Linked DNA regions of Mus musculus: region 1 is linked to region 2. A link is a loop called in an ENCODE intact Hi-C map of the cell type or tissue named here. Cell type or tissue: heart. All regions are shown on one strand. Each heading gives the region's core, and the rest is flanking DNA. Links, peaks and the distances in the headings are about the cores only.

Region 1 (15,386 bases), core at 2,357-10,356, 110 kb before region 2:
CATATGAATGGTGTCCTATAATCCCCAACACCCCTTTCTCCCTGTTTCTACCTCACAGCCTAAGACAAGAGGAACCAGAAAATTCCTCCACCACATGGACATCTCCTGACATTCTCCCTCAGACACTAACCACAACCTTTTAAGGTAGGTACCATGATCAGTTTAATTTATGCACGAGAAAACTGAGGCTAGAGTAGCCATGTCAAAATCAAAGGTACAAGCAAGTTTTGGCCAGGGACCCACACACTCCACCTCTGTATCCTCCTACCTCCCATGAACAAGCTGCCCCTGAGGAAAGGTAACCACAAGACTACTAGCATTGCTGGTGCTCTTGTCCTGTCCACACAAACACTACCTGGGCTTGGTGCTGTCCTTCTGACCAGCCATTCTCCCCATGGCCTTGGGGGAGAAGAGGCCTTCTTGCTGGTTGCCCCTGGAACAGTTCTGCAGGGTTGCCCTTAAGGAGGTGGGCATCACACCCATGAGCGGAGTTGTCATTGCATCTGAGATAGGAGAGTACAGATGGCAAGCCACACCACCTGGGACCCTGGGTCTAACAGGATAATCACATGGTAGTCTGTAGGCCTACCACACAGCACCCATCAGGGACTGGACACTGCTTTGTTCTGGGTATTGTCCAGTGTGGGTCCCCTGATGCTCAGGACAGTCATTGAAGGAGGGTAGGGACAATGAGTTAACTAGCCTTGGGTAGACAATGGCTGTGGGATTTCCTGGTGAGCTGTTTGTCATGGGGTGGGAGAGAATTCCAGGTGGCCCATGACAGCATAATAACCCCGTGTCACTGAGTGTTAGCCTGTGGCTTCAACTCCTACTCATGGCTCTAGCTAGCAGACAGCTGCCCCTGACACTCTAGGGAGCACACACCCAACAGAGACTTCTGGAAGTCGATATGATGGGAAGATTGGGATTCTGGTCAGTAAGCCCTGTGGTCAGCACAGTTCCAAGGACAAAAGACTCAAATCCCAGCTCTAATCCCAGTCTAAGGCTAACCTTGGACAGGAGAGACCACACCCCACCCTGAGGACTGTGAACACCCCATAAACCCTCTGCTGTCTTGCCTCTCCCCTGTTGGCTGGGAAGCGAAGGTGTGAACAGAACCCTGCTTAGCTTGAAGCTTTTCTTCCGAAGCATTTCCAAAGAACAGAAGACTAGGCAGCATGATGAAAACCCAAGACTTGATTTTTCTTTTCCTTAATGGCACTAGAGATGGTTTGCAGGGCTTGTATATGTTATATATGTTAGCTCTTACCACTGAGCTAGCTAGCCTTCATTCTTGAGACTGTTTCTAAAGGGTCTGATCTAGGGAAGGGACATGAATCCCTGGAGACAATAACCCAAGGACAGACCTCCTGAGTGTGAGAGGAGACTACTTTCATGCCACCAACTCCTAGGCTCTCCCTCATAGCCAGAACATTCTAGTACCGAATAGGTAGGGTCCAGAGTCAAGTTCCAGTATCCTGGGCACATCTGGTGCCAACTTTTCTATCTACCACTTTCCCCAAGACTGAGGGAGAGGAGGCCTTCCAATTGACTGTCCCTGGGGCAGGTCTGCAGAGCTAACCTTAGGGAAATGGGCAGCATGCCCATGACGGGGATCTGACTTTGCTGAGGCAGGAGGATGTGGGAGGTGAGCTCTGCCACCTAGGGGCCCAGGTGAACTTATGCGTGTGTTCCTATTGGCAATAGTTGACTGCCCTAGCCTAGATCAGCCCTGCTGGGCCTCATCTACTCCCATGGCCCTGGAGCAGATCCCACTCATATGTTCCCTAATGGCACCAGTGGTCTCTGTAAGTGAACTTTAGGACAGCATCAAGTATAGTTTGTTGTCTAGAAAACACAAAGGCCTAGATCCCCGTGCTCCAAGGGATGGCATGTACCTCCTAGGACAAGACAGTCAGCTAGGCTTATACCAGACTGCTGCATTCTAGCCCAAGTCAAGACATGAGGAAGCTGGATCACCCAACTCTAGGGTCTTAAGAGAGCTCTGCTTCAGAATTCTCTGTTCCATAGATCCTCCTGGGAACATCCTTGGTGGCCTTTGCTAGCCTGTCTCCCACCTGCTGCCTGCAAGATAGGGGTCACCCCTGCGGTGCCAGGGCTATCCAAACTCTCAGGGTTTGGACCTTTATTGTGAAATGGTTTCCTTCAAGATTAAAACATTCCAAACTAAAGGGAAGCTCCTAAAACAAGGAGGTGAACAACTCACAATAGCTTCAGGAAGTCCCTGAAACTGACCAGATTTACTCAGTGGTAATAAAGACTGCGGAGAGTCACTCTTGCCTACTGAAACCAGACCAACTTTCTGGGAGAAGCAGAAACCAGTCGAGCAGCCTAGAAGAGTTTTAGACCAGAGGATACTCTCCGACCTGTTGAGCTGCCTGCAGACTGTACAGATTCCCAGCACTGTGAACTGTCACCCATGCCGGGGTGGACCTTGGTCGTGCAGCTGTCTGAGTCATTTCTGCTCCTGTAAGTAACCCTTCATCCATTTTCCTGTAACTAACTTCAATAAAACTCACTGCTTCACCAAGTTGGACTTGGTGGAATCCCTACTTTTGTCTGGCATGAGTCTGACATGGTCTGTCTATCTGGAGTGAGTAGAAGGAGAATGTTGCATCTCCCTAGGAAACATTTTGTCACACAACAAACAACCTTGAATAACAGTTACCTTTGGCACAAAGGAGCTGATGAAGTCCTGTTAATGTTCTCCTAGTGGCAAGGAACAGGGTGCTTCTGAGAAGGGGAGACAGAATTTCCTCACTGGCTAGCAACCCTGCTTCCCACCCACAGGAAGCTGCTTAGGGGCCGAGCTGGGGCCGAGCTGTCTCCACCAACTGAGGCATGACTTGTCTGGAAAAAAAAAAGCCACACCATAAACAAAACAGATTAGCCAGAGCCAGTACGTGGCTGTCGCTCTGAACTGAGTTATTACAACAAAAGCCCTGTGAGCAGAAAAATAATACCCAGGATGCAAAGCAGCAGCAGCAGCCTGCAGACTGGCTCCCACACACCCTGTCTGCTGCCACCATCCTTCAGGCTGGGAGTTCCTATCCTTCTGTGTGTCCCATGCTACCCCACAGGCTTGGCACTCTGCCCTTCCTAGTCTCTTTCAGCGTTGGCATACAATGGCTCAGTGAAGATGGCTGCTACATCCTTCTCACAGTCCAGGCTCACCAGAGGCCTCAGCTGCACCTCATAAACCTCTGCTGATACCCAGACCACGGCAGGATAAAACCTGCAGACTGCCCACCCTGCCCTAGGACTGCCACAGCAGCTGGCATGACAGAACTCTGTACTGTGTGTCTGCCACAGGGTAGTTAGGAGCAAGGCTTCATGGCCTCTGGGCAGACCATAGCCCAGGAAAAAGAGCACACATGCCCCATTCAGGCCAGGCCTGCACTTAACTGCCAGCAGCATCTCAGCCAACCTGGAAGCTCACTACAAGGCTCTGGAGGTCTGAGCCCCTCAGCACCCTGCTCCTGGGCTCCTGACACTTACCAACCTACCATCCTCTCTGTCTCCACAGGTATAAAGCAGCAGCTTAGCTCTAGAGGCCACACAGGCCCCCACTCACCCTGCCTCCTCCTTCACCTCTCTCGGGAGGGTACCTCCCCTCTACCATCCTACTGTGTGACCAGGGGTCCCACACTGATACCACACTGGCTGTACCTGCCAGCTTCCCTCTGCCATCCTCAAAGGGCAGGACTCCTCAGGGACGTGCACAGCCTTGCTAGCAGCTAGCTCTGGCCACGTCCCTTTCATAGCATTCACAGAGACCCCTGAAAGGCTGGGGACTATCTTAGCCACTGATGGCTCTGACCTTGACAGCTCTATAATGCCCACTGACCAGAGGAACCAAGTCACATGTCTAAGGTCCTGGCAGGGTCATATCCAGAATACCAAATCCTCTCTACAATTCACCATACCCCTGCAGCCAGCAGCAGCAGCAGCAGCAGCCACCTGAGGGTCCTTGGGACCGTGCAGAATTTCACCTAAGGGACAGCTTGTTATCAGGAAAAGGATAGGAGGAAAATCCAGCAGAATAGTCACATGCCGTCTGTCCAGCAGAAAGAGGTCTCTGGTCAGTGGCCTCAGGCAAGTTCATTTAGAGTCCTGGGCCTTAGTCTGCTCCTTAGTAGAGTGGGCAGAGTCTTAGCAGGGCTCCTGGGAGGTCAGCATTGCATAGATTACAAGGTGCTCACCTAGCTGGGCTTAGAATTTTTGCCTGTCTGTCTGTCTGTCTGTCTGTCTGTCTGTCTATGCATGCCAGAACCCAGACCACTGTCCAGTTCTTCTATGGACCACCTAGGTACAGCTATGAGTGACAGTTACCCCGCAGCATAGCCAATAGGCACCTCCCCTCAGCCCCATGCAGGCTTCAGCCAACGGCATATGCTATATTTAGGCTGCAGTCTGGGTGGGCAGTGGCAGCGTGGGGAGGGGCTTCCTTCTGAAGCCTGCAATGATTCTAATTAGCCCCATTGTTTATTTCTCACCCCCTCCTCCCTGGAAAAGCAAATCCCAGAGCAGGCTAGGGCAGTCAGCAAAGCGTGAGGGGAGCAGGGCACCACACCCATCACAGTAGCATGGTATCGCAGTGTATTCCACAGCAACAGTGACTCAGGTCTGGCGTCCTCACGTTGGCATGGCACCCAACCGCCAACAAGACCGCCCAGACTGCAGCCTGATCAGCATCCCCAGCTGCCACAGCCCTGCCCTGAACACACCATAATACTGACAGCCAGGAAAAGGAGCAGAGTCTCTGGCTTCTAACAAAAGCATCCTGGTCTCCCCGGACCAAAGCAGGTCAGAGCTGGGAATAACCAGCAGATGGCAGGTACACCCTGATACAAAGCACCAATCTCTTCCATGACACACAATATACACACCATACACATAGCACACAGAAACACACACACACACACACACACACACACACACACACACACACCTGCTACGCAGGTCCAGCCAGCTCTGTGGCTACAGGTTTTGATTTGGTTGCCCATCTTTCTATCCCCACAGCCGATTCCAACTGTCTGCTCTCCAGGGAAGCTAACTGATGCCTCAGGCTGATCTGAGCCCCAGGAAACAATGGCCTCACAGAGGTGGCAGATGCAAGCATGCCCAACACAATAGAAGCGATTTGGGAAGGATGGTACCATGCAGGGAGGCAGATGCATATGCTGAAAGGATGGAGATGAAACAGAGATGTGGATCGGACAAATGCCTGTCTTCTCCTCAGAGGAGGTGGCAGGAAATGCAGGCACAGATGCAAGGAGTGCCCCTCCAGCCCACTCCTACAGTTCAGTTCCTGCAAAGCTCCTCCCTCTGCTAAGAACCAAAAACTGTGACACAACAACCCAATAAACCTTGGGAGACACTGTCCTTGCCCCACTAAGGTCCCCAGCAGGACCAGGGACCCATGCTGTCAGAGTGAAGGCAACAAGAAGAAACCCCCATTACTAGTGCAAGCCTCAACAGGGCCTGCCAGCCCTTTCTATTGTCCCTCAGCGCCACCTTCCATAGCCAACAACAGCAATCCCTGCTGAATAGGCTCTGGTAGTCCGGTTTCTGTGGACAACGGTTCTTAATAGGCCACCACCTGGGGCATTCAGACCCTTGCCAGCATACCACTAAGCTCTGGCTCCTTGCCGAAAGCCATGAGAGAACCTCTGTCACCATAGCCATAAAAGGAAGAGCAGAGATCCACCTCCGTACAACCTCCTGGAACCTGAAGCCCTCAGAGCTCTGCTCCTAGGGGCTTGCAATATGCCAGCTCCTGGCCAGGGAACATCCATCCGAAAGGAGCCCGTGGGCACCCCTCTCTGAAGGGTTCAGAACGGGGATCTGATAAGCACCAGCTCTGGGGTTCCACAGCTGTCTTAGCCCTTAACACAGACACCCCCTCCAGGGGCAAGAGGCATTCCAGCGGGACTATTAGCCAAGTGGCAGTGCCTACAGCCCTCCAACGGACACCAAAATCTAGTGCAGGGGACTCCTAACAGTGGGCCCTGAGGCCAGTGATGGGCAACCTGCAGGACGGAGGACAAGATGGCTCCAACTCCAACAAAGCTAAGAAGCCTAACTCTTCTCCTGTCCACCTCTCCAGTGCCACCCTCTCCCTTACCATGCTGCTGAATCTTGCCCCTTCCCCTAAAGAATTGCAGGAGACTGGGCAAGGATCTGGTGCCACCCTCTCCCAGGTACTCACTCACTGGAAGGGCAGCTGGGAAGGGCAAGCGCCTGGGAGCAGGAGTGTGGGTGGGTATCTGAGAACCCAGGGCTGGAGTCAGTGAGGGAGGCAGACTTGTGCAAGGGTTGCCAGAGAAACCTGGCTCCTCCCCCCAATCCCTGCTTAGCACCTGGGAGGCTGAGTGCCAGGGGCCTTATCTGTGCAGCTGCCCCATGTGGGCTTATAGGCAGCTGCCCCATGTGGGCTTATAGGCAGAGTACAGCAGGGTAAACCTGGCCCCTGAAGGTGAGGAAAGACTGAGAGGTTGAACTAAGCAAGGAAGGGTTTGTGCACACCACTGAGGCACCTCCACCCTCTCTGCTCCCCTGGTCCAGAGCTCTCCCCAGGTCCTGGCGCTGACTCAGCTCATGGTTGCTTCATGCTGCCTGCTGCAGGCATACTCCTAGCTCTTGACTCCGCAGCAGCAGCCCGGCCACTTGAAAGCCTGCAGGATCCCAGAATGCCAACAGGCAGCTTCTGAAACACGGACTCAGGCAGAAGAGCCAAGCCCTGGAGAGAAGCCAGGGAACTTTTTATGTGGGTAAACAGTTAGATATGGCACAAGGTCCCTCTGGTAATACCAAATTCAAAGCCTGCAGAGCCGCTATTGTAGCTGGAGTGGGTGTCCTTGGGACAGTGACAGGAGGCTGTTGGAATAGCAGGATGCTGGGCTCAGGCCCTGCCCAAACCCTGCCACTTTAAGTCGCACATGCTGTGACACTTGACCTTTCCACTGGGGTGCTAATGTGCAAGACTACGCTGTTAGTCTGATTTCCTTTCCCTGTTCCTTGGACACCAGACAGCAGCCTGGTGAAGGTTCTCTCCACCTGCAACTTCCAGTGACGCCAGCAGGTGGTGCCCTCTCCCCAAACTGTTTGTGGAGTTCTCCAATTGCAGATGCCACCAAAGGACACAGAGCACCCCTCCCACCCAAAAAGCACTTCAGAAAAAAAAAATTTTTTTTTTAATCAGGAAATTCCTCAGCTGGGAGCAGGGTGGTGGTGGCCATAATCCCAGCACTTGGGAGAGAGAGGCAGGTGGATCTCTGGGTTCGAGGCAGTTCCAGGACAGCCAGGGCTACACAGAGAAATCCTGTCTCAAAAAGAAAGAAAAAGAGAGAGAGAGAGAGAGAGAGAGAGAGAGAGAGAGAGAGAGAGAGAGAGAGAGAGAGAGAGAGAGAGGAAAGAAAAGGAAAGAAAAGGAAAGGAAAGGAAAGGAAAGGAAAGGAAAGGAAAGGAAAGGAACTAAGAAAAAAAGAAAGAAATTCCCTTAGGTATTCAAGAAAATATGGTTTGGGGCAAAGATTGGAAGATAGCCTTGCTCCTGGGATGCACAGGGCACTCCTTGTCCCTTAGTAGAACCACGGCAGTGAGGCAGGTAGGGACTCGTCCCTGGGCCCTTGGGTAGAGAACTCAATGCTGTCCTAGGCATAGCCCCTCCGTCTGCCGCAAGACCACACTCAAGGTGGCTCCTGCCCTAGGCAGGCAATCCTGGGAGGGTGGCTTCTGTAGTCTGGAGTTCTGGGGACCTGCAAAGGGTCAGCCCAGTCATCATCTATATTCTCAGTGGGGGCCAAGACTTGGATGCATCTGACCCAAGGCTAAGCACAGAGGCTGAGCTGGAGGTTTTTTACAGCAATTTGACACACGGGCCCAGGGTAACCCCTGGGAAAAGAAAGTCCTGGGTCTAAAAGAAATCAAAGTGAGCAAATCATGGGAGCAGCAAGTCAGCAAGCAGCAAGCCAGCAAACAGAACTTCCATGGCCTCTGCACCAGCCCAGCAAGCAGACTTTCCACAGCCTCTGCACCAGCTCCTGCCTCCAGGTTCCCACCCAGTTTGAGTTCCTGCCTTGGCTTCCTTTAAAGGACTGTGATTCAGGATATTCGAGCCAAATAAACCCTTCTCTCCCCAAGTTGCTTTTGGTCATGGTGTTTCATCACAGCAATAGAAACCCCAACTAAGACAAAGGTCAATCTGTGAGGTACCGAAATTCCTGAGAGAGACCCTGGGTCATACCCCACCAGCAGCAACATCCTCACCCTGTGTCACTGAGGCTCATCTGCAGTGCGGCCTTGGCTCCGGCCTCACTTCCCGAAAGTGATGGCCTTTATACCATGCAAGTGACAAAATGTTCTCTAGAGTGGAAAGATGAAACACATATGTCCCATGTCAGACCAAAGTACGGCCATCACCAAAGTCCAGCTTAGGGAACAACGGGTTTTATTCGTTGTTATTTACATGAGGGGTTATTTATAGGAGCAGAAATGACTCAAAGACAGCTGTATCACCAAGGCCCACCGCACCACTCGTGACTGCTCACAAAGCTGGGAAGCCTTAGAGTCTGCAGGCAGCTCAACAGGTTGGAAAGTGACTCAGTTTACACCTCTTCCAAGCAGCTGCACGGGCCTCAAGTCTTTACAGCTTGGGTCCTCTAAGAGGGCTTCTTAGCTTTTGTTGCTTTCTCTAGCAGGAAGAGGGCCTAGTGAATCTGGTTAGTTTCAGGGACTTCCTGAAGCTATTTTGAGTTGTTTGCCTTCATGTTTAAGGTGATTCCTACAGGATGGAATGTTTCAATCTAGGAGGAAACTGTTGTACAACATGCCAGCTTTGCAACTGGGTTGCTGAATACTTGAGTACAATGCTGGAGTTGTCCAATGGGTGTTTCCATGTCACAGGCATTGGACAGGTAAGGAGTGAGACCATACAGATCTTTGCCAAAGTCAGAGGGCTTCAAGTTCAAAAGAAAAACAAGAGGGGTTTTTTAAGATTTATTTTTTGTTTATGCGTATGAAATTTTTACATCCATACATGTATGTAAACCACATGTCTGCCTGTTGGATCCCTTAAAACTGGAGTTATGAATGAATGGTTGTGAGTCATTATGTGAGTATCGGGAATAGAACTCAGAACCTCTGCTAGAGCAACAGTGCTTCTAACCAACTGAGCCATGTGTCCAGCCCCACAAAAGTTATTTCTTTTCATTGACAGGTAATATGACCAAATTAGTTGGTCTCCCAAGTTTTAAAAGAACTCCCCATCGTATGGCTCTGGAGACTCTAGCCAGACTCTCCCACTCTGGTTCCTGGCAGTTTCTTCTTGGCCTAGCCACCTGTCTCTGCTGTTTTGTCTCTGATTGGCAGCTCTGGGAACATGGCTGTCCCTGTGGGGAATAAGAAGCCAGGCTGGAGCAGGCATGAACCTGACTCTCTACACAACAGTCAATACCTTCTTCTCCTAAGCAGAAAGAGTCAAGAGGCTCTAGGCATCTTCTCTGATGATGCTTTGATTCCAGGGCAGTTCATGTGCTTATATGACTTTAAGGCTTCAACAGATCAAAGAAAGATCCCAGAAAGTCCAGTTTGGAAACAAATGAATTTACTGAGCTTAATTTTAGAAGTGGGAGTAACTTGTGAGCAGGTGTACCTCCAAGGAGGCCCATCTTGAGTTATCCTAACCTACAAGACCACGTGCGGCCTCAGAGGGAGGGAGTGGTAGCCTGAGTCTGAGGTGAAGGCCTTGTGGCCCTCCTCTGTCCTGATCACCATAGACCTACTAACTAACTATACTGTTTAGTTCATTTCTATGACCGGATCAAAGTCTCCTATGGGTCACAGCATTACTGTTTTACATGATGATTGTCATTGAGCGTCAAGGAAACAGCCATGTCCAGCACCCACCCAGTTACCCATTTCCATAATGGTTGTCCTTAACTGTCTTCCCCAAGTCTGCTTTTGCTCTCCCATCCCTACACTCACCTGCTCTAAGCCAGAAGGGACAAATTCCAAAGTCCTCAGGGTGTTGGGCTCACAGGGCTTCCAATACTACAGAATCTTCTGATTTGTTCCACACTGAATTGTAGTCCTCTACCCCAGACATAGCACCTCCAGATCTTATTATCCTACTTGTCCTGGAAGTCCCCATACTTCCCAGAAAGCGCCTGCTACTCCCTTTTCCCCTTCTCTTCTTTCTAGTTGGCCTCTTTAGGATTAGTGGAACATATTCTGCTAGTGGCTTCCTTCATGAGAACAGAAACTCTTCTGAGGTCTTTGTCCCATTCTCCATTAGAGCATTAGAGAAGTTAGTTTGGCTAGGTATAGAATTCTGAGAAGTGAAGGCATCTTATGTGGTCTTCCAGCACCTAGGATGTTTTTGAGAAGTCTAAAGCATATATAGATCCAAAGTCCAGGAAAGCTGGACTTTGTGGTACACACTTGTAATCCCAGCCCTTGGGAGACAAAGCAAGAAGATTGCTGCAATCTCAAGGCCATGTCTGATCTGCATAGTAGGTTCTAGCCCACAATGTAAGACCCTGTCTCAAAAAAAGGGTTGGGGGAAGCCTGTGTAAAATTTATAGAGGTCACATGGATGGCAATCATCAGGACCTTAGCATTTCTAACAAGTGTGTACATTCAATGGTGAAGATGAGAGGACCCTAACATAACAGAGGAAATACTTTTCTGCCAAAAGCCATGTTGTAAATGTCATACCTAAGGGCAGGGACCAAAAGATCTAACCATGAAGTCATGAAGATGGCTAATCCCTCCCTGGGCATCCTTGGCAGTTGGCTTACTCATAGTGTAAGTACTCATGGTTGCTCTTTGAGGTAGGAATCATGGCATGACTGTGGTGAGGGCTTAGAGGGAGCCTACAGAGGCAAATCCCACTGTGGTGGTTTAAATAAAAATGGCCCTCTTAAACCCATAGGGAGTGGTACTATTAGGAGGTGTGGCCTTGTTGGAGTAGGTGTGGTCTTATTGGAGAAAGTTTGTCACCCAGTGAGGCGTTGAGGCCTCAGATGATCAAGCCACACCCACTGTGGTATTCTCTTCCTGTTGCCTGCTGGTCTGAATGTAGAGCTTACAAATCCTCCAGCACCATGTCTGTCTGCTGCCATGCTTCTCACTATAATGGACTAAACCTCTGAAACTGTAAGGCAGCCCCAAGTAAATGTTTCCCTTTACAGTATTAGAGACCTTAACTAAGACACCTACCCAGCCAAAATATTGAAACAGCCAACCTGTGTTGTTGGGCTGGGATGGTGAAGACTGTCTTCATCCTTGAGGATCTGAGGATACGGGACATTATCTCCCCTCACCTCTAATCACCAATGCTGGAGAGTGACAGTGATGCTGTCCAACAGTCACATCAGATCCTCCAGGCTCCCTTCACCTCTAATCACCAATGCTGCCCCGCTAGAGCAGGGCAGGCTGGAGAGTGACAGTGATGCTGTCCAGCAGTCACATCAGATCCTCCAGGCTGAGGCCATTGTGGTGCTCAGGTTGACATGGCTCCAAGGCATCTTCCAAGCTATGATATGTGCTCGATCCATCTAGCACACTGAATTCAAAACATGCCACTGCGTGAAGCTATGGTACACATGGTCCCGTCCAGAACTAAGTTTTGTTCTCCTGCCCTACCCCTATAGGCATTCTTCTACGTCATAACCATTGGCTTCCACAGTGAGCAATGCTGCTGGACCAGTTGAGCAAAGAGGGTGCTGGCATCAGGTGACAGATCCATGTCTGACACTTGCCCAGCTGTGATTCTGAGGTCCTGTCCTTAACAATTCCAGAACCAATGGTCAGAAGTCTTGCTGGGTGTCCCCTTTCCAGCAAAAGCCACCTGCCATGGTGACAGAGGAGATTGGAATCTGATGACCTCAGGCTACAGAGGCAGCACAGTCCACACTAATGGCATGCTCTGATGATTAGCAGGGTGACTTAAAGCTTTGAGCATAACCTGGCACAGGAAAAGACTCATAGCAGGTCAGACTTTATATGAAGTGGCACGTGGACAGATGCATGTAGCAGGGATGGGTTCATTTCTAGCCCCAGACAGAGAATCATCATCATCATCAATCATCATCATCCAGACTCAAGGCCCACATAAGCAATGAGCACCCATATACTGCAATGGTCTGAATGTATCCCCCAAATTGATGTTGCAAGAAAGCCATTAAAGTGTGGTGGCACATGCCTTTAATCCCAGCACTTGGGAGGCAGAGGCAGGTGGATTTCTGAGTTCGAGGCCAGCCTGGTCTACAAAGTGAGTTCCAGGACAGCCAGGGCTATATAAAGAAACCCTGTCTCGAAAAACCAAAAAACCAAAACAAAACAAAACAAAAAGCCATTAAAGAAATAGATAGGGATGGGGTGAAGAAGTGACTCAGTGAGGCTGAGGGCCCCTTGCCTGCTTATTAATCTTTTCTTAAAGGTTTATTTTGCCTGCATGTATTCCTGCATGTCAGAACAGGGCATGGGATCCCATTACACATGCTTGTGAGCATGGCTCACAAGAGCACTGGCTACTACTCTTCCAGAGAACCTGGGTTCAGTTCCCAGCCCCGACATGACAGCTCATACCTTGTCTATAACTCCAAGTTCAGGGGATCTGGAACCTTCGGACATACGGGAAGGCAAACCACAAAAGCACATAAAATAAAAATTAATAAATCTTTTTTTTAATTAGATGAGGTCCTAAGAGTAAGATCCCAGTCTGCCAGGCCAGGGCCCTAATAAGAAGAGGTAGATGCCAGGGGGCTGGGAGATAGCTCAGCCTGTGAGCTATTTGAGCTTTCCTACTTACAGGAGGGGGTCATTTTGTCTTCTGTCCCATTCTCTTTGGTCTTTGGAAGTGTATAATTTTAAAGGCAAACTGGACAACTTATGGGACATAAATTCAAGACTACCTTGTGCTACAGAGACCCTGTGTCAAAAAATCTGTGCTGGCAGGTGGTGCCATGGGAGAAGGGGCTTGCTGCCAAGTCTGATGGCCTGAGTTCAATTCCCGAATCCTCCACATAGCAGAAGGGGAGAAACTATTCCCAAGAGTTGTCTTCTGACCTGCACACGCATGCTGTGGAACACACACACACACACTCAGGCTTACATGCACCATGCATGCACATGTAACATATAAATGAATGTGTAAACGAATGAAAGAATGAGTTTAATTTTTTAAAAAACCAACAATTTGCTTTTATTTTAAAAATGCTTCCAGAGGGTCAAGGTCAATACTTGGGATCCAATCTGGCCTCCCAGAAAGGAAGTAAAGATTGATAAGTAGGGGGACTGGAGTGACGGCTCAGAGGTTAAGAACACTGCTCTTCCAGAGGTCCTGAGTTCAATTCCCAGCAACCACATGGTGGCTCACAACCATCTGTAATGGGATCCCATGCCTTGTTCTGGCATGCAGGCATACATGCAGGCAAAATGCTGTATACATAATAAACAAACAAACAAACAAATAAATAATTTAAAAGATTAATGAGCAGGTCAGGGGCCCTCAGCCTCATCGATCTCCACTTGGATCCACATTCTAATTGGCTCTAGGCCCTGCGGCATCTTCACCTGTGGTAAGAACAGGCAGCTCTCCTCAGTTACAGAATCCCACTCTTAAGCTTCGGTACCTTGGTCCTGTTGGGGGTTGATTCTAATGCTTTTAATTAATCCAGCTCCCCAAATTGGGAATCTGTGTGTTCAAACGTTGAAGGTCCTTGTCCCCAACTGGTTTTTGATCGATCAATTAAGAGCCAACGGCCAATGGCTGGGCAGGAAGACTGAGGAAGACTGAGGTGGGAACTTAAGATTGCACAGACTAGGAACTGAGGAGAAGCAGGAGAGATCGCCATGACTGGGAAGAAGAAAGACCAGACCTAAAGGCCCACCAACATGTGAGAATCAGGGAAAGTGGCCACATGGGACACTTCCCCAATTATGCCTGGGGTTGCAGAGATGAAATATAGATTTGAAAAGATGTTAACTCAGAAGTACCAGAGGGGAGTGTTTGCTAGCAGCAGGAAGGATTAGAACTGCCCAGGCTTTGAGCTAGTCAAGGCATTTAAATTTTACTGGTGTGTATGTGTGTGTCTGTCTGTCTGTCTTTCATTTGAGAAACCAGATAGCTCCTGGGTGAGTACATGCCTGAGACATGTCAGGAGCACAGAGCAGGTTAGCTAAACTCACTGCAACATGGTCCTGCAAGGATATCTTTTTTTCTTGTTTCTTTCTTTTTTTTTTTTTTTCGAGACAGGGTTTCTCTGTGTAGCCTTGGCTGTCCTGGAACTCACTCTGTAGACCAGGCTGGCCTCAAACTCAGAAATCTGCCTGCCTCTGCCTCTGCCTCTGCCTCTGCCTCTGCCTCTGCCTCTGCCTCTGCCTCTGCCTCTGCCTCTGCCTCTGCCTCTGCCTCTGCCTCTGCCTCTGCCTCTGCCTCTGCCTCTGCCTCTGCCTCTGCCTCTGCCTCTGCCTCTGCCTCTGCCTCTGCCTCTGCCTCTGCCTCTGCCTCTGCCTCCCGAGTGTTGGGATTAAAGGCATTCGCCACTATGCCCGGTCACCTGCAAGCATATCTTAATTACTTTTTTAACATTGTGATAAAACATCAAGACCAAGGTGGTCTATAAAAGAAAGTGCTTAAACAAATTGGATTTGTTTGTTTGTTTGTTTGCTTGCTTCAGCAGGTTAGAATCCATGATGGCAGAGGGCTAAAGCAAAGGCAGGGCAGCACATCTTTATCTGCAACCAGGATACAGAAAGGACACTGGGAATGAGTGACAAGACTCTTTTGAAATCCCCACCACTCCTCCACAATACACCTCCTCGAACAAGGCCATACCTCCTAATCTTTCTCAGTTTCACCATCTAGAATCGACCACTCAAACACATGAGCCTGTGGGGTCAGGCTGTTCTCATTCAGACCAGCACAGTGAGGAAAAACTGAAGATCAAGTCAGTTGGCCAGCGTTGGCTTGTCCTTCGAGAGCAGGCTGAAAGAGAGCAGACAGGGGGCCACTGTGAAAGACCAGCCAGAAACTGGTCACCAGGCCTTGGGGTTGGGAGAAAAGAATGAGAAAAGAGACCCTCTGAAGGCGAGATAGAGAACAAGTCCTTTTTCCTGAGGTTGGCTAGTCAGACAGACATTGCACGGGGACTTCACAAAGCATGTGCCGCCACTGAGGAATGTCCTGTCGCACATGACTAGGGACCAGTGTCCACAGCCAGTAGCACATTGAGGCTTGAGTTTTGGAGCTTCAGGGGGATGTAAGGGACATCCCAGCTATGTCCTGAAAACCTTGTCTCTTCATCTCCTGCATCCTGGATCCCTACCTCTCTGCAGCCTGACTGTCCTGCTCAGAG
Region 2 (15,386 bases), core at 3,573-11,572:
TCCCTACGGATAAACAGGGACATGTACAGGACCCCATGTGCTGCTGATGACAGCAGTACATACTGAGGGCCCAGTGTCTCCTGCAGGCGTGTCTCCCACTCCCGCCTGTGGGGAAGGAGGCAGGTTAGATGGGGCCTTTCAGCTCCACCCTCTCCCATGTTGCCCAGAGAACCCCTGGAAGCATTCTGCGGGGACAACTGTGCCTCATCTTGTACTGAGAATGACCAGGTTAATGGCATCTTCATGCACTGTGAGAGCCTTCAGGTTGCTTCAGGCGTGTGCAGATCTCCAGTCCCACCCAGACTCATGTGAGTTATCAGAGAGCTATGGGCTGGCAGGGGTGGGCCCCACCTCTGACAGGGACAGGCTCCTTTCCCCAGAGGTCTCCTGTTCTCCTCACAGGCCAGCAAACCCCATAAACTACAGTGAGGAGCACACGGCTGTGGAACCACTTTCCAGGGATATCCATCAGGGCGCCACCAGATATGTAACCAGACAGAGGCAGCCCAGAGCCTCTTAGCTGCCTCTGTGCTCCCTTGGACAACTGCTGACTTTTATGCTCATTTTAGTGAGGCATGGAGGTCCCTCATCTGGCCCACATTGCTTCAATTCCACATAGGTCTCGGGTCCCAGTGCACTGTCCATACAGGACTCTGGAGGTTCCCATCAATAGTGGAGGCCGAGTGGAGCCTCACCTGTCAGAGCAGCCCTCCTGAATTCCAATGACATACAGGTCCTGAGTGTAGTCAGCCTCGGTGGGGAGCAGAAACTCATCCAGGCTCGCTGGGAGCTCCTGTGGTGAAGACCACAAAACAGTCAAGACCGCTGGGTTCCCTCAGGTTGGGAGCAGAGGTTCAAGAGCAAGGCCCTGCACCATCACCTGGAAATGGTCCCAGAAATAGCTTCTTTTCAAAGAGAAGTGTACACAGCTGTAGGTTTGGTCTTCCAGGGACCTTGACATGACAGATACTTAAGTCTCCCTCTTAAGGCACAACTGCTCAGTTGCTACTTCCCAGCAGGCGCCCCTTCTTACCAGGCGCTTCAATCTGCGCAGGCTGCCTGGGGGGTATGCCCATCCTCCCAGTGCATGCCCAACCCCGATCCCTCACGGAGACTCACAGAGCCATTATGCTGTGATCAGTCAGGACATGGAGTCCAGCTGCCTCTGCCTTACCTCACTGTGACCCCTCTCACCTTCTGGCCCTGCATGTTCCAGGTAGCCACGAAGAGAGCCATGTTTCGGTCTGGGAAGTACCTGGCCAGCTCTTCTGCTCCTAGCAGGGCCCCACTGGCCAGAAGACTTCCCTCCAGATAGCTCCTACAAAAAAAAAAGAGGCAAGTGAGCAGCCAGCTTCAGTGATGCCAGAGTGACCCAGGAGTTCCTTCACTCAGGAAAGGTACCTTTGGGACCACACTCTCCAAAGGTATCAGTTCTATAAGCCATTTGGGCCTGAGGACAATCCTGTCCATACCAGCCATCAGTATTGCCCCTAGAGTTGAGATTTCCTTAGCCAGAGTACAATACCAACACAGATGGCAACACAGATGGCCCTCATCTCCCTCTGAATTCAGTCTGTCTCCAGATCTCAATGGAATGAGGCCACATTGGTCAAGCTGAAACCCAGTCCTAAGTGTGATGAATCTGACCTACCCAGGACACATGTGTGCACCATGTGCTATAGGGGCTGCCCAACCGGCCTGTACAGAGATACTGAACATATACATCCCTGTGGGTGATACATCTCTACCCTATCACTCAGCTCCATCACCACAGTATAGAAACACCAAAGTTCCAGGGAGAAATGATGGGTATGGTTGGTTGCCCAGAGAGCTATGCATTCTGGGACAACGGAATCTGAACCTCAGGGCTGGAAAGATGGCTCAGCAATTAAAAGCACAGGCTACTTTTCCAGAGGACCTGGGCTCAACTCCCAGCACCCACATGGCAGCTCATAATTGTCTATAATTCTGAGTGGTTTGATACCCTAACACAGACACCAATGAAGGTAAAACAGCAGTGTACATGAAATATCAACAAATAAATCAAGAATTCCAAATCTCACATACTTTTCCATATGCTGAGAAATACTAGATTTGTTTTCATTATTCTCCAGGCCTTTAAGAAATGGAAGTCCTGGAGCTAGAGAGATGGTTTAGTAGTTGAAATCACTAGCTGCTCTTCCAGGACCCAAGTTTGATTCCTAGTGTCTCACATGGTGCCTCAAAATATCCCTAACTCCAGTTCCAGGAGATTCTGTTTTTATTTTATGTGTATGAGAGTTTTGCCTGAATGTATGAGCATCACGTGTGTGCCTGGTACGTGTGGAGTCCAGAAGAGGACGCTAGATCCCACGAAACACTCACATATGCATAAAATGAATCTAAAGAAAGAAATTTAAGGTCCCTGTGAGCTTGTTGCATGTACACTCAGGCCATTGTCCCACTGGCTTCCTCTAAATGCTTCTCTGAAGCCACTCCTCCAAATGCCATTTCGGTGGAAGACTTCAGGCTCCCTGTTCTGGATCCTTGTCACTGTACTGTCCTCTGCACTTTCTCACAGGGCAGCGCTCTGCTTGGTCCACTGCCTTGTTCACCACCCACATGCCCTGGCTCCGCCTCAGGGTTAAGGCAGCTGTAACTGACCGAGGGAAGCCTAAGCTCACTATTTGTCACCTTCCTCCCAGCATTTCTGTCCCTGCCTGCAACAGCACCACCTGCCCCGTCCCGAGCTCACAGCTGATTCAGCAGGGCATCCTTCTCATCCCCACCCGCAGCGCCATGGGAGCCACCTATCTTCCAGAATCCCCGGCAACCTCTCCTGTTTCTTCCAAGGTAATTTCCCCCTAGTCCTCATGCCCACCCAGCCACCAGTTCTACCTGACGAGACACAATGGAGCTGCCCGGTGGTGACAGAGGAGAGCTGGAATATGGGGACAATCCAGTGCAGGACCCTCCTCCCTCCCATCAGCCATCATTCCCCACTCCACCTCCACCTCCCGTTTACCAAGGCTCAGGAAGGGACAAAGACACACAGCATCACTCTAACACCAGCTGAAAGGAACCCTGAATGCTTTTCACGTCTCTGGCCTAATTAAAAACAAAAACCAGGGCTGGAGAGATGGCTCAGTGGTTAAGAGCACAGACTGCTCTTCTGAAGGTCCTGAGTTCAAATCCCAGCAACCACATGGTGTCTCACAACCACCCGTAATGAGATCTGATGTCCTTTTCTGGTGCATCTGAAGATAGCTACAGTGTACTTAGATATAATAATAAAATAAATCTTTTTTAAAAACAAACAAACAAAAAGCCGACTTATTTTATTAATGTAAGTGTTTTGCCTGACCCCCTAGAACTGGAGTTATGATCGTGAGCCACCATGTGGTTGCTAGGAACCAAAGTCAGGTGCTCTGTAAACAGCCAGGGCTCTCAACTGCTGACCCACCCACCCACCCCTCACTCCTATTTTTGGTGATGCTAGATATTTTGGTAGAACCCAGGGCTTCATACATGCTAAGCCAAGCCCTCTACACTGAGCTATATCCTGTCTTTTTTTTTTTCTTCCCTCCTCTCCTCTCCTCTCCTCTCCTCTCCTCTCCTCTCCTCTCCTCTCCTCTCCTCTCCTCTCCTCTCCTCTCCTCTCCTCCCCCTCCCCCTCCCCCTCCCCCTCCCCCCTCTCCCTCTCCCCTCTCCCTCTCCTCTCCTCCTGAGACAAGGCCTTGCTGTGTCTAGGCTGATCTTCAACCTTCAACTGAAGATCTTCTGTTCTCTCTTGGTAGCTGGGTGAAGGTATGTGCCACATGCTTACCCTATCCTTCCTTACTGTTTTTGGCCAAATCTGTTAAGAATGCATGAACAAACCAATGTTCCTCAAGTCTCTAAGAACAACAGCCAGTTGGAGCCAGAACACATGTTCCTGAACTTCATGGGGCAGAATGTCCTAAGGGTGCAGCTCTATAAGCCCTCAAGAGGTAGCCTGGGCTGCCTTAGGGGGGGGACCTTCTTGACCTCGCTTCCAAGCCAATGAGTGAAAGTCACTAATAAGCTAGTTGGGTCCACACACTAACCTGGTAGAGCAAAATCCTGAGTTATTTAGGAAGGAGCCATTGAGCACAGGGGAGACAGACTAGTCCTTCAGACACCAGCCCAAAGCCCCACACCCTTCCTTGTATGCTGTCCCTGCTTCCTCCAAACTAGGGAGTCACCCAATTTGTCCAGATGGCTACAGAACATGACTGGACAGCAGCGGGGTAAAAGCTCATTCCTGTGCCCAGCCTTAGGGAGCACAGCTTCCCAATCCATTTAGGGGAGGACACTCCAGATCTTCTGAGTAAAAGGAGCATGGAAGCCTTTAATCCCAGGAAGCAGATATCTGTGAGTTCCAGGCCAGCCTAGTCTACACGGCAAGTTACAGGCTAGCCAAGGCTACATAGTGAGACCTCATCACAAGAAAGAATAAAAATGGAGGGTTTGGCTGGTAAGATGATGTAGCCATCCCACATGGTATGAAAGGACCAACTCCCATATACTGTCCTGATTTATAATATACATGCTCACTATGCATTCCCATGAGCATGTGCATGCATACACACATAAATAAATGCAATTGTTTTTTCTTAAGTAGTAGGTCAGCTACTGCAACCTGGTGGCCTCTGGGAACAAGATGCCCTGGAAAAGAATCTAGGGCCTCTTCTGAAACAATAGTAGGGACCCAGGCCTGATCCAGCCACTAAGTAGTTTTCACAGAGTTGGAGAGATACTGGCTTAGCAGTTAAAAGCACTGGCTGCTCTTCCGGAGGTCCTGGGTTCAGTTCCCAGCATCCACACATGGCATTTCATACCCGTCCATAACTCTAGCCCCAGAGGATCCAATACTCTCAGACACACATGCAGGCAGAGCATCAATGCCCACCAGATAAGCAAGAGTTTTCATGCTTTTCTAATTGTGGAAAAAGAAACCAATAACACGATTTTATGACTCATACAAATCAAATCTGTGTCCCACAGTAAAGTGCCGTCAATACCACTGTCCTTCTTGCCACACTAGTACCAGGCACTCTCCCAAATGAGTGGCTAAGGCTAAGGCTGAGAGAGCTGAAAGCTGCATCATGCCACCTACTGACCTAGAACAAGCTGCAGTTGTGAGGTGTGAGGCACAGCTGGAGGCGCCCACTGACCTAATGACACCAGAGCATGCTGTGGAAGAGCCAGGCTTAGTGAAGAGGGCTGCACACAGGTAGGGTGCTAGGAGTGAGGCCTACCTTCAGCAACTAAAAGGAACTGAATGGTGGCCCCACTAAAGATGTGTCCACCAGAGGCCTCTCAGTATGTGGCTCTCTTTGGAAGCGGTCTGTGCAGATATGAACACCCCAACATCTCCAGAAGAGGGTCCTGCAGTTAGCAGGGCTGGAGTCACTGACTGGGAAACTTAGAAATGACTACCTGGAGATACAGGCAGAAACTGTACTTCAAGAGACTACCTCCCTCTCAGAGGTCCTTTGCCTAGAGCAAAGCACTCTCACATCACTCTAGGTCTCTCGCATGAAACCTTCTAGCCCATAGTCACCTGTTTAGGTGGCTCCTGGAAATACCACGAGAGCCCTCCCCACTCTCACTGTCCCACCCACCAAATGTCCAGCAACATGGATGTAGGAGGCCTGAGGCAGGATATACCTTACAGGCCAAGAGCAAGACCACAGAAGGGGACCAGCTTGGGAAAGGAGGCTCCAGATCTGGATAGGCCATGCTTGGGTTCTGTGTCCCCCATAGTGGATGTGGCCCCAAGAAAGGGGAGCCAGCATAGGGAAGCCAAACAAGAAAGGGTTCACCTTGTGGTGGGCGGCTCCCAGGCTCTTTTCCGTGTAAGTCCGTACAAGTTAATTACTGGAGTCAGGGAGGTTCGGTATAGTCTCAGGATGTTCATGGCAGGGAAGAGGTCTCAGTGGACATCAGCAATTGCCCATCTCGGACACAGTGTGGAAGCTCTCCCAAGGGCATAGAGTAAGCTAGTCAAGCCCATTCCTTGGCCCTGCAAGTGGCCCCTGGCGTCTTGGTCCAGTGGGTTAACTGGTGTCTAAATGTCCTGGTAAAATGCTGACCTATGGCCCCAGCATGATGGGACAGCACCCAGCCCTCCCTCAGGTATCAATAATCACCAGACATCCCTGAGTGCTCCTCATGAGCAGTGGTTAAAAACAAGTACAGGCCTACCTCGAACTGGTCTACAGAGTTCCAGGACAGCCAAAGCTACACAGAGAAACCCTGTCTCGAAAAACCAACCAACCAACAAACAAACAACAAAAAACAAGTACAGCTGAAGAAACCTGTGATCCTCCACGCTAAGAAACCAAGGGACCAACTCAGACACTCACTGAGATAGCTGCCCGGCAGGACACATGGAGATACAAACTACGTGTACAGTGAGAGTGTGAGGGTGTGCTCTCATTTGCCTCCGTAAAGAATGAGGTAGACAAGCAACTTCTACACGTTCAAAGTGTCTGTGGATGACACTGAGCCCCAAAGAAAAGGTTCTGGAAGGACATAGACAGAAGGAGAAAGGCATGATTTCTGAGAGAGGATGGGTGATCTGTCTTATTTTCCATTTCCAAGTCTTAGGCATTCTCTATTCGGATCCATTCACATAGCCCCTGGGTAGCTAGTTCTTTTATATCTATTTATGTAGATGGTGGCTCACGATAGCCCAGACTGGCCTTGAACTTGTGATGATCCAACCTCAAGTCTTTTAAGATCTGGGATTACTAGCAAGAGCCACCATGCCTGGCTCAGTTTGCTCTTGGCCTGATGAGATGAGGGCCTCTGATGACAGCCCCAGAGCTCCCTCCCCCTCCCCCCTGAAAGCCCTACCTGCTTCTGATGTCCTTGGTGCGGATGGGGGCCAGAAGGCTGAAAGATCTGGCTGAGTGAATGGAGTGATCGTCACCAGCCAAGGGGCTCCGGGGTCTGCTAGGGCCCAGGTTGCTGTGGGCCCTGACCAGTCTGGTCTGCATGCGGAGCTTGTAGTCCGTGTGCTCGGGGTCAACCTTGTTTGCTGTTCTCAGGGAGCTGGAGGCTATGCTGAGGTCCATAGCTGGTGGTGTGTGTGAGGCATGCAAACTTGCCAACCTGGAGGGGGGCCCACCTGAGGCAGCATCTCTGTGCAGGAGGTCCAAGGAGGTGCTGATCATTCCAGAAAGACAGTCACTCCACAAGGATGGGCTCCCTCCCTCACTGCCTGTGGCCCTTCGGGACTTAGGTATCTCCTGCAAGGATGTGCTGAGGCAGGGCAGGGGACGGCTGTAGGCAGGGGACTGGGCTACTGAGTCTTGCAAGGAGCCCCTGCAGGGACTGGCCCCATTCTGGACAGTCAGATCCTCCTGACTACCCCGGAAACGCCTCCTTCTCCAGCCCTTGTCATCGAGGGACAGGGTTCGCTCCAACTTGGGTCTAATGGGTGGCTGTGGGGTGATGAGATTTGCCTTAGTTTGTGGGTTCTGGTTGCTTGTTTTTGCTGGAATGCTGAAAGGAGGCATGGGGTTTGTCTCTGAACCCTGAGAGTCAGAGGCTGGTAAGAAGCCTGGTGTTGGGATGAGCTTCTTTTCCGTGTTCGGAGGCTGTCCCTGGAGCATTCTGCCTTCTAGCTGCCCAGGTGCCTCAGTGTGACGCAGGCAAGCTGACTTGGATGGCATAGTCCAGACCTGGCCAGCCCTGACCCCCTCAGCCTGGCCCTCCTAAGGAAAGGGATCCTCCCTGGGAGGTTAACAAGCAACTCTTGTTGTCAAGGATGCACGTCAGAGTTCGCCAGCTCGATGCCATGAAAACTCGAGTGGCTCCCTTTGTGGCATGGGGCGGTCCTTTTGGAGGAGGGCCTGTAGCTGCATGGCTGGAGACTTGAGAGTTCTCACCGATGCCTGAGGAAACGCAGAAAAATCTCTTGGCTCCCCGAAGTCAGCTCGCTAGTCTTAAAAGCGACTTCGTGAGAACAGGCGCCAGGGGGTCGGGGCTGCACTTCACGGAGCTGCACAAGTCTGTCCAGCACCCCCGGCCAGCCCTCCACCCCGCCGAGGCAGAGTAGGGCAGCGCGCTCAGCGTCCTAGGCTCACCTGCGCCCTCCGTTCGGCAGCAGACCCGCCGCCGGACGCCCGAGGTCTGATTCAGCCGGGCCCAGCGCTGGCGGAGGCGGACCTAGGCCAGTCACGGTGGCAGCTGGAACAACGACTGCGGCCCCGTGCCTCGGCCCCCGCCCCCGCCCAGGGTTCGCCCCAGCTCAGTCTAGTGGTCACCCTGGCTCAGGTTCCGTTCTGTAGTCTTCCGGAGAACTGCCCGGCCCAAGACCCTATCGCCGCCACAGCGCCCTCTCGCGGCCGGAGGACCACAGCCCGGTGCCTGGAAGCCACGCCCGACACGAGCTCCCGCCCTGCCAAGCCGCGGCAGGACCAGGCACAGGCAGTCACACCCAATAGCTGCCCAAGGCTCTACCAACACTAAAGATCTCGCTGGTCTGCCCCTCAAAACACAAAGGAAGCCATAAATTAAGTTACTTGAGAGCCCAAAATATTTTATTTAACAATGTGAATTTTGGAAAAATAGCAGCTCCCAGGGAGGAAGCTTCTTGAATCCAAAGTGGTTGGCAGTCAACACAGAGCCTGGGCAGGGTTGAACCAGAGGCAAGGGTCCTGCCTGGTCCCAGCAAGGACACAAGTTGCTACTGACCCACAGGGACAGGCCTTTCTTAATGACAGGAACAGGAGGGTCCAAGTACACTCATCTATGGAACGTCCTGGAAGCCATTCTGTGAGTCTTTCCTAGATGATGCAAGGAACCAGAAAACCGGGAAGGGCTGTACTAATTCCATGTTCTACAATTTCTAAATTTAATACCAAACAAACCATTTATGTTTTCTACCTGCTGATTTTTAAATATTTAACTCTCTTTCCCTTCCTCTTTAGAGTGTAAGGATAGTTTTAGGAACAGTCAGTGAAGCCTTAAAGCTTTGACTCTTATGTGGTGGCAGCTCCTTGAAGTGATATGGGTGAGCCAGTGAGTCGCTGCTGAAGGTCCCTGGTGGGCTTTGGGGTAGAGATGCAAGGTTCCAGAGTGTGCGCTAGGACACCGTAAGCCACTCCAAGATACCACCAAGGCTTTAAGTGCTGTCTGCAGGTGACATTGAGTCAGCTAGAGGGCTCCATACAGACTCCTGGCTAGGAGGGCAGTACGTTGCAGCACACAGCCAGTTTTTGACCTGGTTAATCAGATCAGCAGCTTCAGAATATCAGCTCCCTGGGGCTCTCCCCAGTGACTGAGCCATGACGGAAAGCTCGGAGCAAAAAAAAAACGCACCCAGCACTAATGAGGCCACAGAAAATGGAGTGAGGCTGGAAATGTTGGAGAGACATGCCCTTGTAACCACTTCCTCCCCAGCCTGGGAGCCGCTGCCATCTGGTGACCCTTTGAGGAGCTGGCATGTACTCCCCAGTTCACAGGACAAGGCACAGTTGCCCAGTGCAGTTTGAGGCTCCTCTTAGGCCAGACATCCCAGCAGTCAGTCCTCTCCAGGTAAGCAGACAGCCTTCTCAGTAGCCTAAGGATCCCTGGTTGGTTTGCACCATTTCTCAGGTGAGAAAGGCCTTGGTGTCCAAGTAACTGTGCTCTCCTGTAGTGAATCCCTGCCTAGCCTCTCTGCGGGGATATTCTCAAGTGGCTCAAACCTTAATTTGTCTAAAGTGACTAAAAAAGAAACATTGTTCTTTTACATAAAAGACTTTGAATTAGATTCATTCTATCCAGCATTTGAAAGGAACCTTGAAATCAATTTTTCAATCATTCATATACATAGGCTGCAAGGAAGGAGACACACAGTATGACCGGCTCTGAGTTACTGCCATGTCCATCTGGGATCCACGAGACCTGAGGCAGCTAGTTGGTTCTTGGTGAAGAACAGTTATCTAATCATCTCAGGGTTCCAAATAAGAATCCAGCAGCAATCCTAGTTCAATGCCGCATATTTTCTTTGGCCAATCCTCCCTGGCCTTGAATTTCCCGAGGTGACAGAAGCCTAGAACAAAAGGAACAGCAATGACCTACATGTGTCCATGCCCAGAGGCTGTCCAGCGATGGAGCTACAGGATAACCCCACAGATCAATAACAAATGGGCAGACTCTGTGTTAGCTTCAAGTGTAAGCAAGACCTTCTGTATGTGCCAAGTTCCTGCTGCTCAGCATTTCCTAGCCCACAGCACTGCAGACATGATTTGTTTTTGTTCTGCCAATTCTGTCAAGGTCAAAAGAGCTGAGTTAGCACTACAGAGCGGGGGGGGGGGGGGGGGAGGGGGGGGCAGCTAAGGGTTCACTGAGTGCAAGGGTGGCCAGTGGCCTATAATTTTCTACTCCTGAAAGCACAAGGACGCTGCATGCCACGAGAGAACACTGCATATATTCTTCCTCCCTCACTAGACCTTACTGGGATCTAATCCAAGAAATCTGTCAGAACTATTCAACCACAAGCTCAAAAGAAAAATGAGATCTTGGAGTTGAAAATATGGACAAAAATGTTGATATCAGCAGCCTCATCTGCACAGGGCTTAGCACAGGGCCCAGGCCCCTCAAGAGGACTAAACAGAGAGTGGCCAAGGCTGGGTCTAGCACAGCTGCGGGCAGGGTCCCTGTTAGAGTGGGCTGAGAACATCACATTCAGAATGTCAAGATACCTGCCCAGGTAACTCATTTTGAGCTCTTCCTGGTTGCAAAGATTTATTTACTTCTCAATAGACTTTGTATGACATATATGAAAAACAAAACAAAAAAAATGACTCCTCCTCCAGATCACCTGGGTTCAATTCCCAGCACCCACATAATGACTCATAACCATCTGTAACTCCAGTTTCAGGGGACTTGATGTCTTCTTCTGGTCTCTGTAGACACTAGGTATGCAAATAGTAGACAGCCATATATGCAGCAAAATACCCATACACATAAAATAAAAATTTAAATAAACTTTGCTTGCTTGCCCTTTGATTAAAAACAAAACCAAACACAACAACAAAAACCCCACACATGCTGCTTTCCCCAGGACTGCATCTCATTTTTTAGAGTACTTGTGCAGCATGTTTAAGTACCTGGTTTAAGTCCCTTGTCCCCCAAAATAAAGATGCTTGCCTAGAGCTCGTCCCCTCCACAGAAGCCAGACTATACTTCTTCAAAAGATGGTGGAGGAGAGAAACTATATAGCACATTCCAGACTCTCCTAGGCGAAGAACACAAGAGCCATGACTGAGGGAAGGGGTGTACAGATCCTCAAGGAAGATGCTATTCCAGCCTTCAGAGACAGAGAATGAAGACCCGGACTCTCTTACAGTGAGCACCAGAAAATGGTACTACCATTTTTGATCTAAAAACTGCACCCAGCAAACTCTCAACCCAGCACCTAGGGCAGACCCAAAGGATCTTCAAGAGTCAAGCAATTAAACAATGTGTCACTCAGACAGAGGAATTGAAGCAATGAAAAATCCCAAACCAGGGGTCTCCTTGGAAGAGCTGCTCTTAAGGAGAAGAGGGGGAGGCAGGAGGGAGAGGACTGGGCTTAGAGCCTGTGATCTATGGCTAACCTGGGAAAACCATGCATCCTGTGCAGGAATGGGAGGTTGGCAATAGTGAGAGCCAACCCTCAGCCATGGCAAGTAACAAAAAGAACAATCCCTGACCCTGAAGAGCCCAGAGTAGTGAGAGGAGCAGCAGGCAAGCATAGGATGCAGACTAAGTCAAGTAAGAGACCTACAGAGTGAGTTCTAGGACAGCCAGGGCTACACAGAGAAACCCTGTCTTTAAAAAAAACAAGTAACAAAACAAACCCCCCCAAAAGTACAGCCAGCCAGGGAACAAAGGAGACTCACTGAGCAGAAAAGTTGGGGCTGTGGGGAACAAAGGCAAGGGTCACTCACCTGCACCAACTGAGCAGGGTTGTAAAAGGGCACAGACCCACCATGAGGGGCCCCTGTAGGACAATGGTCTCCAGGAGCCTGTGAAGCACAGAGATGGACCTCAGCAAGTCAGTGTAACACAGCAGTTGCTGTCCCAGCAGCAGACACAAGCCATAACTCAGAAAGAACCATTAACGCTCCAAATAGGCTCCAGAGAGACAGTTCTGGTAACACTTGTTTTCATTACTGGATGGGTCATGGGACAGCCAAAGTCAAAGCACCATGCAGAAAATCATTTGAACAACATGCAGACAGTGAGTGCAGGACACTGACATTTCATTAGTGCTGGTCAAACAGTTAGGCGGCCTGGACAGTGTGCCTGCTCTACAGCCATGGACAGTCAAATGTCCCCTCAGACTTTCCACTGAAAGCTACTGACATGGCCTGGCTCCAAAACAGAGGATGAAAAGCGTTCCTTGTCTCCTCTAGTTTGGCCACACGATGGCTTATCATGTCCACATTTCTACTGGCTACAAACAGACTTCCTCAAGCCTCATCAGCAAGAAGAAATCTTTCTTTCCAAGTAGTGTCTTAACTCAGGAGATCATGGTAGGGAAGGGGTCAGGCCACTTCACAAGGAGCAGAGTTAGGAAGCTCCCTGAGCACTCTGAACCCTGTGAGGCAAGTCCACCACCAGCGTATCTAGACCCAGGCCATCTAATAAAGGAAAACTGCATCTTTGCCCACATGATGCTTGGTTAAGACAAGGGGTTAGTGACAAAGTAAAGAGGATGACAGACTCTCTAAGGGACATATGGGAGCTACATAGCCAGCCCCGTGGAGGGAGCCACCAGCCACAGGTACCTGATGGAAATGCCGGCTCACTTCCTGTGAGAGCGAGCTCAGAGAGCTACAACGCGAGAGCTATGGAACAGCAAGAACACACAAGATACAGACATGAAGATCAGCATGCTCCATTGCTCCAAGCTGTCAGCTGGTTTTAAAAGCTTTATGATGCCATTAGAATCAATATCACTCAAATGAAGACAGCCAGAGGTAGCATCAAATGCCCCCCCCCCCCCAGTTTTGGTTAAGACAACCATCATTACGCTGGAAAAGGAAAAAAATCTGTCTAGCTCTTAGCTCATACTTTGTGACACCTCAAAGTTCTGAAATTCTAAGGATACTGTGAGGGAGACCTGGCTAGAAAGTGATGATGTCAGCCCCACACCTGACTCAGAGCACCTGAGAAAAAGTGATCATACAAGTTAAAGTGTTACTGTTAATCAAACACACTGTGCTGCCATCTTGCACTTCCTTCTCCTACTCACTTGCACACTTCTAAAAAGTCACCACAGGGAAGTGCACTGAGCTGGCTGAATCACCATTCCAGGCCATAGTACCCCACCACACCCACACCCACACAGACATGCAACATGCACACACCCATGCACATGCATGCCCTCACCTCCTCTCCTGCACACACATAATACACAAATGCACAGGTAACACACAACACACACACACCCAGCACTCATACTGGCAGGGTTCCCTACCTCTCCTCCTTGGGAGCCATCTGGTTTGGAGGGTAAGAGCTCAGGTCCAGGGGCTGATACTGTAGAACTTCCCACCTATAAGGAAATATGAAATGTGAAGTGTGGTAACGCTCCAATCCAAAGAGTCTAAGCTTTTACACCTAGAGAGAAGAAAACTGCCTGCTCCCGTAGCACAGCCTAAACACTACTCTGATATGCCTGGTAGTTCTGATATGAAGGTGTTCTCCCCAGGCCCCCACTGTCCTGCCTGGAGTGGCTCTTGATGCACAGCCCACAAGCCTGTGTGCACCACACATTACTGCCCTCCGACTCTCTGGAGGCCGTGAGGGCCATGGGTCCAGACAAGAGCAGGCTTTCCTAGGAACGTGGGGATTCAGCTGCTTTTTTTACCCTTCTTTACTTTTTGTACTGCTACCTAATTCTTTGTTTTCTAACTTTTTTTCTGATTTTAAAAACTTTGGTAAAATATGTTTAACATAGAATTACCACCCATACCACTTCAAAGCAAGAAACATTAATGGACTATACTGGTTTTTTTATTTTTTGTTTTCATTTTTTTTCGAGACAGGGTTTCTCTGTATAGCCCAGGCTGTCCTGGAACTCACTCTGTAGACCAAGCTGGCCTCGAACCCAGAAATCCACCTGCCTCCGCCTCCCAAGTGCTGGGATTAAAGGCATGTGCCACCATGCCCGGCTGGACGATACTGTTAAAACAGCCATCAACCCCATCCACCTTTAGAGTTTTTCTTCTTTCCAAATTGAACCTTGAGTGCCTTCCTCAGGCCTTGCATTAACCTTCTAATGTCTCTACCAAACAAATATAGACAATGTGACCAGAGTCATCACCTGACACACCTGACACTGATTTGCAGGGGGCAAAGGAATCCTAAAGGATACAGGGAGCCCCTCACCTTCTTTCTACAGCACTGTATATACCTTGGGTTCCAGGGTGGACTCTGCCTTAGACTGAGTCCCAGCTGGTGCCTGTCCCCTACAGCCAGTCCCATCTGCAGGTTGTGGCTCTTCTGCATCTGTGAATGAGGGAGCATGAAGTCATCACCCCAGCCCAATGTCTGGGACAATCTGTCCAAACAGTCCAAATGTAAGGGTTCAACCAGGGAGGAAAGTCCAATTGCCAAAGAAGTATATACAAGCCTTTGGTCCTTTGCACCTTGGCCCAGTTATTCTTCTAAGGAAGACTAGGGCCACAGGCTCATAGATGGAAACTGATCAAGAAGCCGGGTGAATACATGGGCTGCCTACCTGGGTTTGGTACAAATAAGTTAGAAGGAATTGGCAGTGGGGCGAGAGGAGCAAAGAAATCTGCAGGAGCAAGAGCTGGTTCACTCCGCTGTGTTCCACTTGGGTTTAGAACATCCACATAGCGAGCTCTGGACCCACCTATCAATGAGAGGGAGAGTCAAATTCAGTTGAGCGCTATTCGACCTCCAACATCCAACAAATTTGGTTCCCACTGAATCAGAAGAACTAATGAGGGTGCACAGCAGAATTGACTATTGGGCTTGGTTTCCATTCTACCCAGTCACACGGGCTGCATATATACTAACAGAAAACTCAGATCTATGGGCCATCTATTCAGATCTCATCATGTACTGGGTAACTGGGCTTTTCTCTCAAGGGTGGAAAATGCACAGACAACGTGAGCATCATGACAGCTGACTGAGCTCTGGATGCCAAAGGACAGTGTTCTACACAGACACCTCTGATTTCTGCTGTAGCTATTACCTGCTTTTCTAGAAAACACATTCACGGAGGCCGTGGGTGGTCCTGCAGGCCCAGTGGGAGCCACCTGGGGAACCCTGGGGAACGATGTTGGAGGTGGGGGTGGAGCCTTCTTCTGCAGAGGGAGAGACAGCTCAGCAATGCCTTTAACACGATTGGAGACCAGTGAGGACTCTCC

What was found. A loop is a pair of places that touch in the nucleus more often than their neighbours do. Peaks named below come from ENCODE experiments on the same cell type or tissue, not always from the same donor. Only the 100,000 strongest peaks of a DNase experiment are listed, where the experiment ranks them.
Region 1: a loop joins it to region 2, with 2.4 times the contacts of the local background. A loop is called at or near these places in 1 of 42 quality-filtered maps.

What each region holds. Positions count from the first base shown.
Region 1 is chr2:26,293,886-26,309,271 of GRCm38, forward strand. It overlaps Gm35807 (a long non-coding RNA gene), which reads left to right and starts at 822. Exons shown (of 3, transcript XR_374168.4): 1 at 822-2,490; 2 at 5,044-6,224; 3 at 7,889-8,159. It overlaps Ccdc187 (coiled-coil domain containing 187), which reads right to left and starts at 672. Exons shown (of 10, transcript NM_177841.3): 1 at 356-672. The coding sequence starts at 498. In heart, for the core only: no CTCF peak of the experiment used is centred there; DNase peaks (open chromatin) are centred at 4,578, 6,536 and 7,086; H3K4me3 peaks cover 869 bases; H3K27ac peaks cover 4,995 bases.
Region 2 is chr2:26,400,906-26,416,291 of GRCm38, forward strand. It overlaps Inpp5e (inositol polyphosphate-5-phosphatase E), which reads right to left and starts at 8,314. Exons shown (of 10, transcript NM_033134.3): 1 at 6,862-8,314; 2 at 1,195-1,318; 3 at 696-793; 4 at 1-105. The coding sequence starts at 7,682. It overlaps Sec16a (SEC16 homolog A, endoplasmic reticulum export factor), which reads right to left. Exons shown (of 30, transcript NM_153125.2): 25 at 15,212-15,323; 26 at 14,729-14,866; 27 at 14,402-14,496; 28 at 13,466-13,540; 29 at 11,931-12,008; 30 at 8,526-10,048. The coding sequence ends at 9,980. In heart, for the core only: a CTCF peak has its summit at 8,354 (motif pointing left); a DNase peak (open chromatin) is centred at 8,396; H3K4me3 peaks cover 2,163 bases; H3K27ac peaks cover 1,426 bases.